Linked DNA regions of Homo sapiens: region 1 is linked to region 2. A link is an interaction called in ENCODE POLR2A ChIA-PET data of the cell type or tissue named here. Cell type or tissue: A673. All regions are shown on one strand.

Region 1 (8,000 bases), 130 kb before region 2:
GATGAGAGGAGGGCAGAGATTTTTCAAAATGCTTCAAAGTGTGCCAATGTTTTTTCAGAAGAGAAAAACAACTGGAAAAAACACATAGACGTTTAACAAGATCATTAAAATGGATAGCCTTGCTAGATATTGAGGAATTAAATGAATTTTGTTTTAAGAAAGAATATGTCTCCTAAAAGGTGGACTCAGCTTACAGCATTGTAAAACAGTAAGAAAGAATCCACAAAGGAAAACGGATAGAGTGCAAAGATGTTTCATTCATATCTACAATTTATTCTACACTGAAACCAGAGCACTGATAAAACAGCTATCTCTATTTTTAGACCAGAAAAGTTGTGAAAAATTGGTGTTTCCAAAGATTAAATGCAGTAATTTAAGGGAATAATTACTAATAAGCTGTATTCAATGGTATCTTTTACTTAGCAGATAATGGGCAGTCACTAGTATCTGTTATGTGATGTGCATAACAGAAGTCACAGGTTGTATGGACTTAGATAATTTAAAAATCATTATGGTGATTTACTTTATAAATCAAGGGGCATACAGCCACGTATTGTAAACATTTGGGGCGTTGTTCCTTTATCAATTTATTTTATAGGAGACAAGGTTTTATTTTGTTTTTTTCCAGTGGAGGCAACAATATAAATAAAACGTATTGTTTATGCTAATGGAGGTACATACTCATCTGCATTAGATATTACATGATAAGTAATATCTGCTAATTCATTGACCAGAAACATATAAAAATATTGAAGCACATGCATTTTTCTATATCTGTTCCAAGGGATTGGTTTTATTCCTTTCCCCCACCCAGAAATAGCCTGCTTCTAAAGTGTGATCTTTTTCCTAAGACACTATACTGCACATTCCATTTTTTGTGTACAAATTCACCCATAGTGTTTTCCTGCTTCCAGAAAAATATTAAACATTTCAGCTTGTATTCAACATTGCCTGTAATTTTGTTTTGATTTAAATGTGTCCACATCTATACATCTCTTTTAGTGAGAGTAGGCAATGTAAAAGTAGAAAGACGAGAACCATAGAATGTAAGTAACCTGTTTAAAAAGTTGGACAAATGAAGATCTACCAAACTCAACTGAAAAGTTGTTTAACATCATCTTTTCTCTACTTAAAAGCTGTAGAAGTTTATGGCTTCTCTACATTTTTTACAGCCTTCCTAAATAGGGGCATTGCCCATTCCTATAATTAGAACTCAAATATTTTATTTTCATTATGCAAGAATTCTTAAGTATATTAGGGGAATTTCTGCTTCTCAGTTTCTCCCCTGTGCTCTTCTTAAAATACTAATCTAACATGAAGGTGCAGTGTAAATTCTGCCCCTTAACCACTTCAGATTTCAATATATTAGCCCAACTTATACTACTTTCTGTCTTGATCACTCACTGGGCATTCAGCCTAGGTTCCCTGGTATTATTATTTACCTGTTGAGATATGTTCTATTTTCCTAAATACATTACAAGCTTTTTTGTATGGAGGCTATCTATTATCTGTCTGTCTGTCCAATCAGTCCATCCATCCATTTATCCATCCATCCATCCATCTAACAGATATAGAAAGATGCATGTGCTTCATTATTTTTATATGTTTCTGGTCAACAAATTAACAAAAATATCACTTATGTAATATCTAATGCAGATGAATATCTACATCCATTAGCATAAACACTAAAGAACACTAATGAAACATCCATCCATCTGAATTCTCAATCATTTTTCAAATCATAGGCTCTCAGCAAATGTTTGCATATTCTGAGGAGCATAATAACTGACTAAAAGCATTTTAACATAACGTAAGAGCAATAACATGGTGCTTGAGTCTCTGTGATATGTAATAAAACACCATAAACTAAGGTCATTTTGCTTGACTATTCAGTATTTATTAATTTGCTATATCTAGCATGGTGCCAGTTGAAAGATCAATTTTATTCTGATAATGATATATTTTCCCTGCAAAATAAATGCTTACTTAATGGGGAAGAGTATCTCCATTTTAAACAGAATGATAGTTTATCAAATTTCTTTGAATTAGAAACAGTATATGCAACAAATCTTGTGTTGATAGTGTTTGTGAAAATGGCCACACCTGGTTATCAAAAAGTTGTAATTTCTTTTCTTTGTGTGTGTATGTATGTGTGTGTGTGTGTGTGTGTGTTGTTGTTGTTGTTGTTTGTCTTTGTAGACAGAGTCTCGCTCTTTCACCCAGGCTGGAGTGCAGTGGTGGGATCTTGGCTCACTGCAACCTCTGCCTCCCAGGCTCAAGTGATTCTCCTGCCTCAGCATCCTGAGTAGCTGGGATGACAGGTGCCCGCCACCTCATCTGTATTTTTAGTACAGAGGGGGTTTCACCATGTTGCCCAGCTGGCCTTGACCTCCTGAGCTCAAGCAATCCACCTGCCCTGTAAAGTGCTGGGATTACAGGCATGAGCCAAGGTGCCCAGACTGTAATTTCTTTTATATAAATATAATTATAAGCAAGATTTGTGAAGGGTGATTACTTGGAAAGTAGACTTTCAAATATAGAAAATTCTTAATCCACTTAAGTATTTATTTTGTGAGAGCTCATTTCTCATTTTGAGAACTATTGAAAGAATATAATATTATTGCCAACTCACTATATGCACCAACTGCACTGGGATGTCTATTCCAGTATCTTCAAACACTATATTCTCCATTACATTCTCAAGAACAAAATAAGACACAAATAAACAAAAGCAACCTACTTTTCAGCAAGTGAGACACCGCTTGACTTTTCGCCAGCTGAACTTCCTATTTCCAGCATTGAATGTGAATATACAAATTTCCCATTGCTAGCAAACCTCAGCACACTTGCTTTTATGAACATAGGAATGTTTAAATGATATTTGATTTGAATCAAATGTACAAAGTTAATGGGCTTATTAAGGTTTTAAACAAGATGAAATAATATAAGGAATATAATCAATGCCAATAAATCAATGACATGTTTTACTTGTCCTTCCATCATTGATCTAGTTTAAGTATTTTTTAAAAGGACAAGTAATTAAAAATGAATTATTACTTATTTGATACATAATTTGATGCTCCTTTGGAAGTATTTCTACAAATATGCCAGCTGAAGTCAAATGTGGACTGAAATTTCAGCTAGATGAAAAATCTCAAGGACACATTGAGACCAAAGAACGAAAGAATCTTCCATTCTCCCTGTGACATGAACAGCCATGCACTTAACTCTAATGAAGTGAACACTCATTAATTATGTAGATAGAGACAGTTCCTCCCAAGTTCAAACTCCCACATGAATCTGTATGTTGGCAAACAAAGAACTGATGTTGCTGAATGTCAACTGAGAGAAGCTCAGGAGTCACACTGTAAGGTCACCTTCAAGAAATATGTATATGTTTTCAAGGGGCCTCTAACTTTAATTAGAAAACACTAAGGAAATTATAAATGTGTCTATTAGAACATGCATCATTGTAACTTAGAGTCAATTTTCAAACTGTTAGGAGGACAGACAACCATAAATGAGTGGAGGAAGGTAGACAAAAATATCTGGAAAACTGCAACACTCAAAATAGACGGCCTTCAGTTGCAGTTTTACTAAAACCTTGTGAGACTATATGGTCACAGGGTGACCATATATTTTCACTTTTTTGTCAGATCATATGAAATATTTTGTCTAAAATTCACACATTTAAAACATTGACAAATAAATTATTTTAAAAAATTCAGGATAAACCCAACACTTTTAAAGCCAAATTAGGCCTTGAATCTTCATTTCAATCTCTAATCTTTGGTACTTTCTATATCGCTGCTCTCAGTGGGACTTTCTTTGATAATTTAAACAAATTCTCCATATTCACAGTAAGGAACTCATGTTTGTAAATTATCTTTTTACAAGTTGCCAAAAGATCCCTTTTACCAAGTAAAAAAAAGTCCTAGCTTGCAGAGAGTGGAAGGAAGGAAGGAAGGAAGGAAGGAAGGAAGGAAGGAAGGAAGGAAGGAAGGAAGGAAGGGAGGGAGGGAAGCAGGCAGTCATAGTACATACAGTTATTACATAGTGAAACCTCTTCATATGTCAGATGTATAAGACCTGATGCTCCAAATGAGCCCTCAAAGGAGGTATAGAGGCAGTTTCAAGTGACATACAATGACAGCGTATGGATGGGCACATAAAAACTACAAATGTATCTATCCAGAACTTCCTCAACAATAGAGTTATTGTCTCTAAATGTCCCTTTTATGTTAAACTTTAATCAAATATTTTTATGTAATATTGTGATTTCATGAGAATCTCTCCCAAGACATAGATTAAAACTCCTTAAGAGATTAAACTGTGATTATTATAAACAGTAAACACAAATCTCACCAAATATTTCAGAGCTAACTTGCTGGGTTTATTAAATTGAGTTATTCTTATCTTTCTTCTTTATTTCTTTCCTTGCTTCCTTCCTTCCTTCTGTCCTCCCTCCCTCCCTTTCTCCCTCTACCCTCCTTTTCTCCTTTTTTCCCTCCCTACTTTTTCATTCCTCTGTGTTCCCTTTCCTTTTTCTTTTTCTTTTTTTGCCTTTCCTGTACTCTCTTTTTATTTCTTATTCCGTTTTTTTTTTTTTTTTTTTAGACCGAGTTTTGCTCTTGTCGCCCAGGCGCTGGAGTGCAGTGGTGCCATCTTGGCTCACTGCAACCTCCGCCTCCCAGTTTCAAGTGATTCTCCTACCTCAGCCTCCCGAGCAGCTGGGATTACAGGCACCCTACGCCCAGCTAATTTTTGTATTTTTAGTGGAGACGGGGTTTCATCACGTTGGCCAGGATGGTCTCAATCTCTTGACCTCGTGATCCACCCGCCTTGGCCTCCCAAAGTGCTGGGATTACAGGCCTGAGCCACCGTGCTGGGGCCCTGTATTCTTTTGTTCCCTTCCCCTTCCTTCCCTAACTTCCACTTCCCTCCTGTGCTCTTCTCTCCCTTCCCCCTCTATCATTCTTTCCCTTCCCCCTTTTTTCCTTCTTCCTTTCTTTCCTCTCTATCATTCTAGGAACCTTACTTGTAGAATGAAATGTGCACGTAGTTCTAAATACTTAATTTTAAAGTTTAAGTCTATTATATACAATATATTGATTTATTTCTTCTATAGCCCTTTTACTACCCTGTACAAACTCTCAATTTTACATGCCAACATTTTTCTCTTTATCTTATTTCATTACGTCTAGATAATATAGGACTAATAAAGTAAATGCAGTCAGCATTTCTTTTAATTCTGAGGGAGGCTTATTCATTGATAAATAACTTTTCTTTAAAGGTTGCACAGCAAATTGTCCAATAATGAATATACTGAAATCACATTATCCTATATTTAAAAATATATACTGAAATCAATGTATCTTATATTTAACATGCTGAAATTGCATTATCTTACATTCTGGAAACCTCTCATTCAGCCTTTCAAATGTTTCTTTACTTTCAAATCAAGCTTCTGTATGCTTTAATCAATTACAAGGGTCAGAAACAAAATCATTCTTGCTTTTTATAATATATCTCCTTCTAAAACTCTTTACAACAGTATTTCCCAAACTGGCTATTCCCACATGCACTTCTGTTTTTGGTAAATGTACATCTGTTTGATTTGTAAAGGATTACTTGTACAAATAATCTTGATTAATACTACATATCAAATATATCTCATGCAAATTCACATTATACATTAGCAAAGTAAAGGCTTCCATCTATCTATTAAAGGAAAGAACAGAAAAAATTAAATAAAACTTGTTTCTAATGTTTAAATTTATTGTCGGGGAAGAATTTTTCCCTCTCGCTTATTAATGTCCCCATAAATTCTTTTCTTTTAAATTCAATTTGTATGGCTTTAGAAACAATAATTACTATTAATACTTATTGTAAAGTAAGATAACCTTAGATAACAATTACTATTGTTATTACATGTGTTCTCTCTGTGGAAAATATGTTGCCCCTTCATTAGATTTTTCTGTCTGACCCTATGTACTCTCCTTTCTGCCTTTGAACTTACATATTGTGAACTCACAGCTTACCAATTTGTATTTTTTGTAGGTTCCCTTTTTCATCTATTGCTCCATATGCTTCATAAGAATTCACAGCACACTGCTTGTATTAAAACACAGTTCCACAACTGGCTTTGAAGTCTATTTGCAAGATAATTTTGTGGGACAAGAGTTATAAGAACACTTTAAATATAGCTGTATACTAAAATTGATGAAACCAATTTTTGAAAAAAATAATAAAAATATGCTTTTTGTTCTTCCTTAATAGAACCCAAATCCTTCATACATTTTGTTAAAAGTCTAAAGGGCTTACTGGGTATTGCTTTTTTTTCATATGACATATCCTCTCTGGCCACCTCCGAAAGGACATTTGTTTCTTTTATTTTATATTCATTAGTTATTCAGATATTGTAATTATATTATATTACATGCTGTATATGACCTAGCATTAGGTAGTGGTTTGGTACTAGTTGCTCGCTTTGGTTCTGGGAAAATATTTTTATGAAGTAGACTACTAATAATATTACATTTCTTCTAGCTTGTCATTACTCCAATACATTATGTCTTTTTTGTTACAGCTATTCTAACTAGTGTGAGGTGATATGTCACTGTGGTTTTAATTTGCATTTCCCCAATGATTAACAATGGTGAATTATTTTTCATATATCTGTTAGTCATTTGTATGTTTTCTTTTGAGAAATGTCTATTCAGGTCCCTTACTCATTTAAATAATTTTTTCTTGCTATTCAGTTGTCTGAGTTCTTAATATAGTTTTGATTTAACACCTTATTGAGTGTGTGGCTTGCAAATATTTTCTCACAATCTCTAGGTTGTCCCTTCGCACTATTATTTTTTTTCCTTCCTTTGCAGAAACTTTTAGTTTGATGTAATCCCATTTGTCTATTTTTGCTTTTGTTGCCTGCACTTTTGGGTTCAAATCTAAAAAAATATTGCCCAACTCAATGTTGTATAGTTTTTGCCCTATGTTTTCTTCTAGTACTTCTACAATTTCTGACCTTACTTTTAATTCTTTAATGCATTTTGAGTTGATTTTTGTATGTGTTGTGAGAAAAAGACCAAATTACGTCTTCTGCTTGTGGATATCCAGTTTTCTCAACGCCGTTGATTGAAGAACTGTTTTTTTCCATTGGGTGTTCTTGATAGTTTTGACAATTGACCATACAGTGTGGGTTCATTTCTGCACCCTCCATACAGTTCCATTGGTCAATATGTCTATTTTTTTCTTGGGAGGGGGGCAGTACCATGCTATTTTGATTACTATTGATTTGCAGTGTAATTTGAAATCAGATATTGTGATGCCTCTAGCTTTATTTTATTTTGCTCATTATTGCCTTGAGTATTAGGCCTTTTTGTAATTTCACATAATCTATAGGATTGCTTTTCTATTTTTTATGAGAAATTACAATGAAAGTTTAAGAGAGTTTACATTAAAACTGTAGATAGCTTTGGGTAGGAAGAAATATTTTTTTTTTCTTTTTTCTTTGAGATGGAGTCTTGCTCTGCCACCCAGGCTGGGGTGCATTGGTGTGATCTTGGCTCACTGCAACCTCTGCCTCCTGGGTTAAAGCAATTCTCCTGCCTCACCCTCCTGAGTAGCTGGGATTACAGGCTCACACCACCATGCCCAGCTAATTTTTTGTATTTTTAGTAGAGATGGGGTTTCACCATGTTGGCCAGGCTGGTCTCGAACTCCTGACCTTGTGATCCATCCAGCTCGGCCTCCCAAAGTACTGAGATTACAGGCATAAGCCACCGAACCTGGCCAGGAAGAAAATTTTTAACAATATTAATTCTTCCAATCTATGAACATAGATATCTTTCTACTTATTGTGTCTTCAATCTCTTTCAGTAATGCTTTAGAGTTTTCAGTTTAATGCCTTCTTTTTCTTTCTGATTTTGAGTCGCCTCTCTTTTTGCCCTTAGCCTAGTAAAAGGTTTGTCTATTTTGTTTATTTTTTTAAAGAAGTG
Region 2 (8,000 bases):
TATTCAACCTCCAATTTTAATTTCTTGATAATTAAAACATATTTTTCCTACTCTTAAAAGTATATTAGCTATTAACATGAAACTGGTCTATAAAAGCTAGATTTAGTTTTCCCATATGACAACTCCTAGAAACATAGCTAAAGATAGTGAGACTGTGTAATTTGTTTGACTGAGATCACTAGTTTTTTCATAGAGTTCCTTAAGCCCTGAAGTATTATATAGATGTTTCAAGGGATTCCATGGGAAATGAGAGGAATGAGACGTGGTTGTAGGGTTGGGGAGATATCCAAATTTATACATATACATTTGAAAAATTTATTTTCTATTTTCTCAGACTATATAATCTGAAGAGGAAGGAAAGAATGGAAGGAAGGAGTGAGGGAGGAAGGGAGGGAAGGAAGGAAGGAAGGAAGGAAGGAAGGAAGGAAGGAAGGAAGGAAGGAAGGAAGGAAGGAAATGGAGAAAGGTAGGAAGGAAGAATCTGGGAACACTGACACTGGTTTCAAGGAAGTCTCTTGTATAATTTATTCAAAAGAGAAAAAAATAAATGTTTGGTAAATTGATATTTAAATTAAAATAATGTACATGTTTTACCTCACATTCTCTGCTTTTTTTCTTAAACTGAAGATATCCAAAAGGATAAAGCTTCCAAAAGATACAAATACAGGCTAAGAAAAATGGTCTCCAATATGAATTTCCAATTTGCTCTTTATGGCAATACTTGGGAAGCTTTTCCTCTTTCTCAATTTGATTCATTACCATTCCTCTAATAGTGAGGAAAGGTAAGTCAATTCTTTTTATCTCCGATTCCCACTTTCAAGCAATATCTCCCAACACACACACACTCTTACTCACTGGCCTTGCATTGCTTTGTCTGTGGTCTACCTTATCTCTCTCACATTAACGTGAACACAACTCTTATTCTAGCTCCATTATTTATTTTTTTAAGCTAAATCATCTCACCCCTCTAAGATTGACTGTCCCACTGAATTCTATCTTCCCTGTTTCCAGATCTTGCTTCAGTATCTGTCCTCATCTTCCAACTCTTTCGGATTCACTTTTTAAATTTAAATCATAATTTAAATCAATTGGCCTCCAAATTAATATTTTTCTGCTCATACAATTATTTGTTTCCCCAAATATATATATTAAATCCTATTCACTCCCTTGACTTAAAGTGAATTTCCACTGTCCTGACAGTAGACTCTCCAATACCACAGTGTCCTATATTAATTCACAATTTTTACTAATTTTTCTTTTATTACATTTCTTATCTCTGTTAATACCATCACCTGCCAGCATCCTTAAATGAACAATTGCAGTGGCCCTGCCACTAGCCCTTAAATCACTTAGGCTTAATATCCTTTGAATCAACTTCCATTCTTTATATTTCTTTGCCTCATAACCCAAAACTCCAGCAGTTGTCAAATTATGTCGGTAAACTTCTAGAATGTCTTTTTCATTTCTTGCCCTTCCCATTTTCTGTTTATTCCCATTGGCACTATACTAGTTCAGGCTGTCATATCCATAGCAGTAGTCTCCTAACTGGACTTTCCACTTTTTATTCAAATTTCTAATCTCTATATACCGCTTCCCAGTTGATTTTAATGTGGAATAATTCCCATAATATCACATCTCTATTTTAAAAATCTTTAATTGTGTCCATTGTCCATATATAAAATATCCAGACTTTAAACATGGAATTCAAGATTCTTCACACTTTCCTTCAAAAACATTTCAAGATTATGATCCACTTTTCTTAGCAAATGTGATCTCTGACCCCCCTTTCCAAAAAAAAAAAGCCCTGTATTTATTCTTATTCATTTCTTTGCTCATATTGTCATTTACCCTGTAATTCCCTACTCTTCACTCCATAGATATTCAAATCCTACACCCATCCTTCAATACTACCCAGTACTACCATTCAGTAACTTTCCTCATTCTCTCTTCATGGAGGATATCTATAATAGAGACTGATGACTATCGCTCAGTATTTGTTTTCCTCCTTGGGTTTTAGTAGTAACATTGATGCCCAGCTAAAACTGTACTTCTCATCTGCTCTTGTTATTCAACCCAATTTGAGCCACTGACATACGATTAGAAGCAATATGCACAACTTTCTGAAAATTCTCATTAAAGACATTTGCCCTGGAATCTTCCTCATTTTAGGAAATGGTGCTAAATAGAGAAGTATTAGAAGCCCCTTGCTGAGGAAAACAGAGCTGTCCCACCAGAGCTGGACTGTTCTCTCGATTGGGGATGAGAGAGAAATAAATGTCCACTAATTCAAGCTATTTTATTTTGGGCTGTCTTCATTAGAGACGCTTAACCACTACTTGTGTAACCCAAGTATATCTTTCTTTTCTCCATATTTATAAAATGAAGAGGGTCAAGTCATACTTATCACAGCCTGGTTTCTTCACTATAAATTAATGCACATCTTTTCCCTTTTCCATTATATTGTAATTGAATACATCCCAATACAGTTCTTTATTTATCTTTGCATCTCCTCAAATTTTTAGCACAAGGTTTTTAAAAAAGTGAGCATTTGAAACATATTTGAATTATTTGTATGTTCCTTTTACTTCTCTCTTTCTTTTTCAAATTCTGGCCAAACATCTAAAATGATTATTCTCCTATATCTTTACACCTAATTTCTCCTTAATCCTAAACTTCCATTGTTTTAAAATCTTGCTTTTAAATCCATTGTCTTGTTCCTCAAATCTACTTTTTAACCATTTTTGAACTTCTAATACCATTATTATTGAATGATGCCTTCCCTTTGAACTTCTGACATGCACCCTTGTTTCTCACTCTCTGCCCCACTAACAGATAATCTGTCATGGCTCTGTTTCAGCTCTCAAAACTTTCCTTCTTCCTTAATCACTTAACACACTCATGACTTTAACTTCTATACTGATGATTACAAAACTCTCTTAATTTACAGCCATAAATTCTCCCTCAATGGATTTCCATCCATCTCTGTAACTTCCTACCTAGGTAGCTCACCATTACCTCATGCTTAAAATGTTTAAAATTGAACCAAATAACTTCCCCCATATTATCTCTGTTTCCCAATTTCTCCTTTTCTAAATTGATGTGTCACTTCTCTGAGCTCTTGAGACTTAAAGTGTATCTTCTTTTACTATTTTTACTTAAATACAAACTATGCTTAAGACATGTCAACTTTTTAAAAATGTATCTTTGATTCATCTTACCGACTTCATTGCACTTTTGTTTCCATTCTTAATCACGGACTTTCTAAAACTGTCTCTACTTGATTCTCCTTTTCTCCATTTTTGTCTTGTAAAACTATCCTCATATTAAGTTATGCATCATGAAACTCCCCTTGTGTAGAATCAATATCTATTAACTACTGAATTATTAGGTTTAACTTTCTCTGTCTCTGAATTTCAAGGCTCAATATAATATGACTCAATATTTTTAACTTTATTCAAACTATTATGTAGACTGGCCCATTGTCTCATTATGCCTTTGTTTATGCTGTTTCTATTAAGTGAAAAGTCCTCTTCCTCTTCAGTTAATTCACCCAACTGGCTTCTATGCTACTCCTTTCTGAAATTCCATAGTGTTTGCTTTTGCCCAAAAGTTGATCTGTTTCAAATATCTATTTATCACCTACTGTCTTTTGCTGTACTAATGTGATTTCATGTATCAATTTTGTATTTCCAGAGTTTCATGAGGCCTTTGAGAGATGGACTTTTAAAAATCATTCTCCTCCTCCTCATTATTATTAGCACTTGCATTACTTCAGTGCCTAAAAGAGGCATAATAGAATGACTACAAGTTTTGAGACTGGAAGGTTTGAATTCCAGCCAAATACATACTTTGTATGTGGTGACAGATCACTAAATCTCTCTGAGCTGAATATTTATTTCTAAAGAGGAGGCGGGAAAACTCAGCATGAGAGATAATATGTGCAAAGCCGTTTTCAAACTACATATTGCTACATAAATGTTAGCTGAAAGTATATAATCCTTGTTTAAAGATTTCTTACTCTAGACCTTTAGAGCAAAGAAATAATTTAGAAAATATATAAAATAATCTACTACTCATTGAGGGAATACATTACCATTTTTTGAAAAAAAAGCTAATTCAACATTAATTTGAACACTTTGTCATATCACAGGCAAACTACATTACAACTAATGAAGAGTACAAAAATGATTTTTATAACATATATAATTTTAAGCCAATTAGTGATATATTTTACACATTTGAACACTTTTTTTCCTTAAGCTGAAATGGCCTTTCTAGAATGTGTCCTATTTATATGTCAGAATTTAAATTCAATATGTGTTTATTTTTTCATCATCATCATTATTACATAACAATCCTCAACTTTCACGTGTTATGAAAAATTCAAAGCAAATCTTGTTTAAAAATTTAACAGCAGTTAACGGTAATATTCTGGTTTTTTTGTTCTACTTAATTGCTTTGTTGACATATTAATTCCCCACCTCATTTTATAGATGGGAGTAAATGGATTGGAATAGGGAAAATAAATAGCTTTTCACATTAATTTGTCTTAAACAAAATAGACACAATCATTTTCAAAATCAAGTATAAACAAACATTCTAGTACGAGGAATACAAAGTTTTTTTTTTCATTACATACTATTTTCATATTTACTGTGACTTTGTTTTTCTTTTCATGGGCATATAGTTAAACTAATAATGTGAAGACGTGATCTCTTACTACTTTTTACTTTAATTTCCAAAGTAATTTAAAAATTCAAAATTTGATATTCAAATTTTCAATTGTTACTTCTGTATTTGTGGGGAAAAAAGAATATTTTGAAGGATGATTACTATTTGCTAAGGAGTGGTACACTTTGTTGAATAAAAATATAAAATTCTCAAAAGAAAATACAGTAGTCCTTCTTAATAAGAGAAGTTACATCATCCAAACTTAAAAAAAAAAAGGCAAGTGACAAGGTAATGCTAACTTGGTTATTTAGGAGAGAAATGGAAAACAGGTAATTGCTACACTAAAAACCCATATACGTTAAAAACTTTCACAGAATGACTATAAGCCATGTTTTCAGGCTCAACTCTGGATTTTTTTAAAATCATCCTACACTTCAGCTATGCTCAACTTTTCAGCATTATTTAAATGAGCCATGTGCTTTTTCAACATAGGTGATCAGGCCAGTTTGGTGCCAACACAAGTGAGCATGGATCCACTGGTGTGTTTGGCATTTTCTTGAGAAGCAGAACGTGGAAATGGACTTCATAGTTGTGTCTCCAGTACAAAAGAAAATAGCCAGAAATGAGAGAGTATTTTTAGAAATTGGATCTAGATGGACTGAGAGTTGCTAGGGTAACTCTACTTCTAGGGTATGAAATTACTATTAGTTTAACCCATAAATGGCCTGAGAAGGGCCAGTTATAACAACTATCATACTTGGCAGAAAATTAGATTAAATGTCAGGAAGAAAGGAAATGAGGTCTCTACAGGCTTATCAGATAATAGACAACCTTACCACCTATCTGTTAAGTACAATCTGCTGAAATTATGCCATTTTCATGACATCTGTAGTGGGATCAGGCATAAAATGGGAACATCTCAAGCCTTTGTAAAGCAGACTTGCCTGCGACTAAAATTGTTTAAAACAAGCCATGAAAGAATAAGGTGAGGCATTACAGAGATGGCAAATTTAAATAATAAACTATTGAAAATGTTACATATAATGAATAATAACATCACCTGATGTTTGTGTCACACTTGCCAATTATGAAACAAACTTAGCTATATTGTCTCATTCTGAACTGTAACAAATGACTTAAGAAAACTATTACATTAGTATAAAAATTCAGTTTTGTATAAATCAGGTATCTCTGAAGTGCACAGAAGGTTTGAGTCAGGTCTGTAATGGAGATCGCCTGTGAAAATGTTCCTACTCTCTTATTGCAATCCATTCCAGTCAGCATTTCAATCTTTATCATTTCCCATAAAACAAGAAAAGGGAATTCCTATGATCTAATTTATTCCTAATTATAGAGGAATACTATTTCTAGTTTTTCCTACTTTCCAATCAATGAGTAATTCCTTAATTTTCACTCGAATAGAAGACTTCCTGCTTCATCACTTTTTAACATATTTATATCCTTCACTATGTAGAACCAAATCATGCACACTGAGAGCATTCAATAATTAAGATTTGGTCATAAAGTCTGTGATATTATCAGAATACAAAAAACGTCACAAATGCTCAAGAAAAGATCATGCTTTAGTTAATAAGTGTATTAACTAATTTCTATTAAAAATATTATGGAATAAATGTTATTTTTTATTTACTGCCATATCAAGCCTAATAATATAAATATTTCAAATGTTAAAATTAAATAATATATGCATAGATATGAAATCCTTAAGGAACATTCAAATTTACCTGAAGCCTAAACTTTACAGTATTATGTTTGTACTATATTTTAACATTGCCACCTGAATTTGAATTATTTTTCACATGGAATAGAATATTGCTATTTTTTACACTGTTAGAAAAAGTTATCTCTTTAAATCCATGAAGAAATACTAAAAGCAAGAGCCCCAGCAATTTTTCTGAAAGATCACAGTATCTCTCAAATGAAATAAATCAAATTAAAGGAATTTAACTAAACATATTTGAAGAGAGGGGGAAAAAATACCTTCCGGGATAGATTGCTTATTTTTCAAAACCATTAATTTTTAATTGACATTGATTTCAGAAAATAAAATATTAAGAAGTAAGCTTAAAACATTGTATGTGTCTACGATAAACAATTATCAAACATAATGTCATGTAACTTTGGGGAAGGCACCATATCAAACTCACTGCCATTACATTCTTTTATAATATCCATATGAAACTCAAGGATTCACTACAAGAATCTTCTGTAAAAATATCCTTGCCACCCTGAAGTTTCGTCTGTGCAGTTATCTTTTATAATGTTATTACAAGTCTAAGAAATAATTTCCTAAAATACTGTTTTATTCCATAGTAAATAAAATAAAGGTTTCTTTTCAGTGGCATGCTCTGCAAACATACCAAATTATCCTGTGAAACTGTGTGATCTTCTTATATTCAGCAAGTACCACTTCACTTTTAGGTTTTATTATTTGTTTGCTTGTTTTTTTAATTTTTTACTTTCTTAATGAATAATAAACAATCTTCTTAGCCTGAAAATTTTTAGTCATCATTCCAAATACGTAGTTTATGTAACCTGCATGGCAATTTCTTTCAATAAGAATGGTTGTTATTCTGTTATCAGTTGCTATTATACATCTTCTGTTGTTAGTTATAAATAACATATATCCCAAAATATTTTTATTGTTCAATAAATTATCCATATTACTTAAAAAGTAATTGTGTGTGCATTAGTTTTGAGTCACACAGCCCGTATCATTTTTTCTTTAATTGTACATATTTAAGTACTTTTAGAGTTAGTTTCTAAGGAAAAGATTTTCCTAGCTATAATTAATTTCAGTTACCTTCCAAATCATTAATGAGCAGGATGTTAGTTAAGGCTATAATGCGTTTTCTATACTTAGATGTAAAAGGCTTCATAATGTAAAATGATATGGTGATGTTTTGAAGTTGGATGAAGTTAAACTATGGTTAAGAAAGGAATGAAAGTAATAAAACATTTAGAAAACACTTTTATGTAAGCTAAGAAATAATATATCAGTTTACAATTTAGGAAGATGGTTTTAAATAAAATAAACACAACTGAATGTAAATATATTTGGTTCAATTGAATATAACTGAAAGCTCAAGAAACCTGATATCATACACTCATAATCCCATTTGATAAGAGTAAATAAAAGTGAATGCAGCATATTAGCTAGTTAGCACTATGCCAAAAGGTTTCCAATTAGAAAGAGTAACACTTGGGTGTGGTGGGGGGGCAACACATTGTCAGGATCAGTAATACGACTCACACTCCAAACCAAAGTAACTCCCACATTGCAAGGACTATAATGTCGACAGATTCTT

What was found. ChIA-PET counts read pairs that join two places held together with the same protein. Peaks named below come from ENCODE experiments on the same cell type or tissue, not always from the same donor. Only the 100,000 strongest peaks of a DNase experiment are listed, where the experiment ranks them.
Region 1: POLR2A ChIA-PET joins it to region 2 with 12 read pairs; 2 of 35 experiments call an interaction of 5 or more read pairs at or near these places.

What each region holds. Positions count from the first base shown.
Region 1 is chr6:102,047,264-102,055,263 of GRCh38, reverse strand. The region is part of intron 15 of GRIK2 (glutamate ionotropic receptor kainate type subunit 2); the gene reads right to left. Among named protein-coding and RNA genes, the nearest start is that of GRIK2, 660 kb to the right of the region's middle. In A673, no CTCF peak of the experiment used is centred here; DNase peaks (open chromatin) are centred at 3,323 and 4,013; H3K4me3 peaks cover 504 bases; H3K27ac peaks cover 6,262 bases.
Region 2 is chr6:101,914,533-101,922,532 of GRCh38, reverse strand. The region is part of intron 12 of GRIK2 (glutamate ionotropic receptor kainate type subunit 2); the gene reads right to left. Among named protein-coding and RNA genes, the nearest start is that of GRIK2, 520 kb to the right of the region's middle. In A673, no CTCF peak of the experiment used is centred here; DNase peaks (open chromatin) are centred at 312, 3,842, 5,207, 5,347 and 2 weaker places; H3K4me3 peaks cover 985 bases; H3K27ac peaks cover 8,000 bases.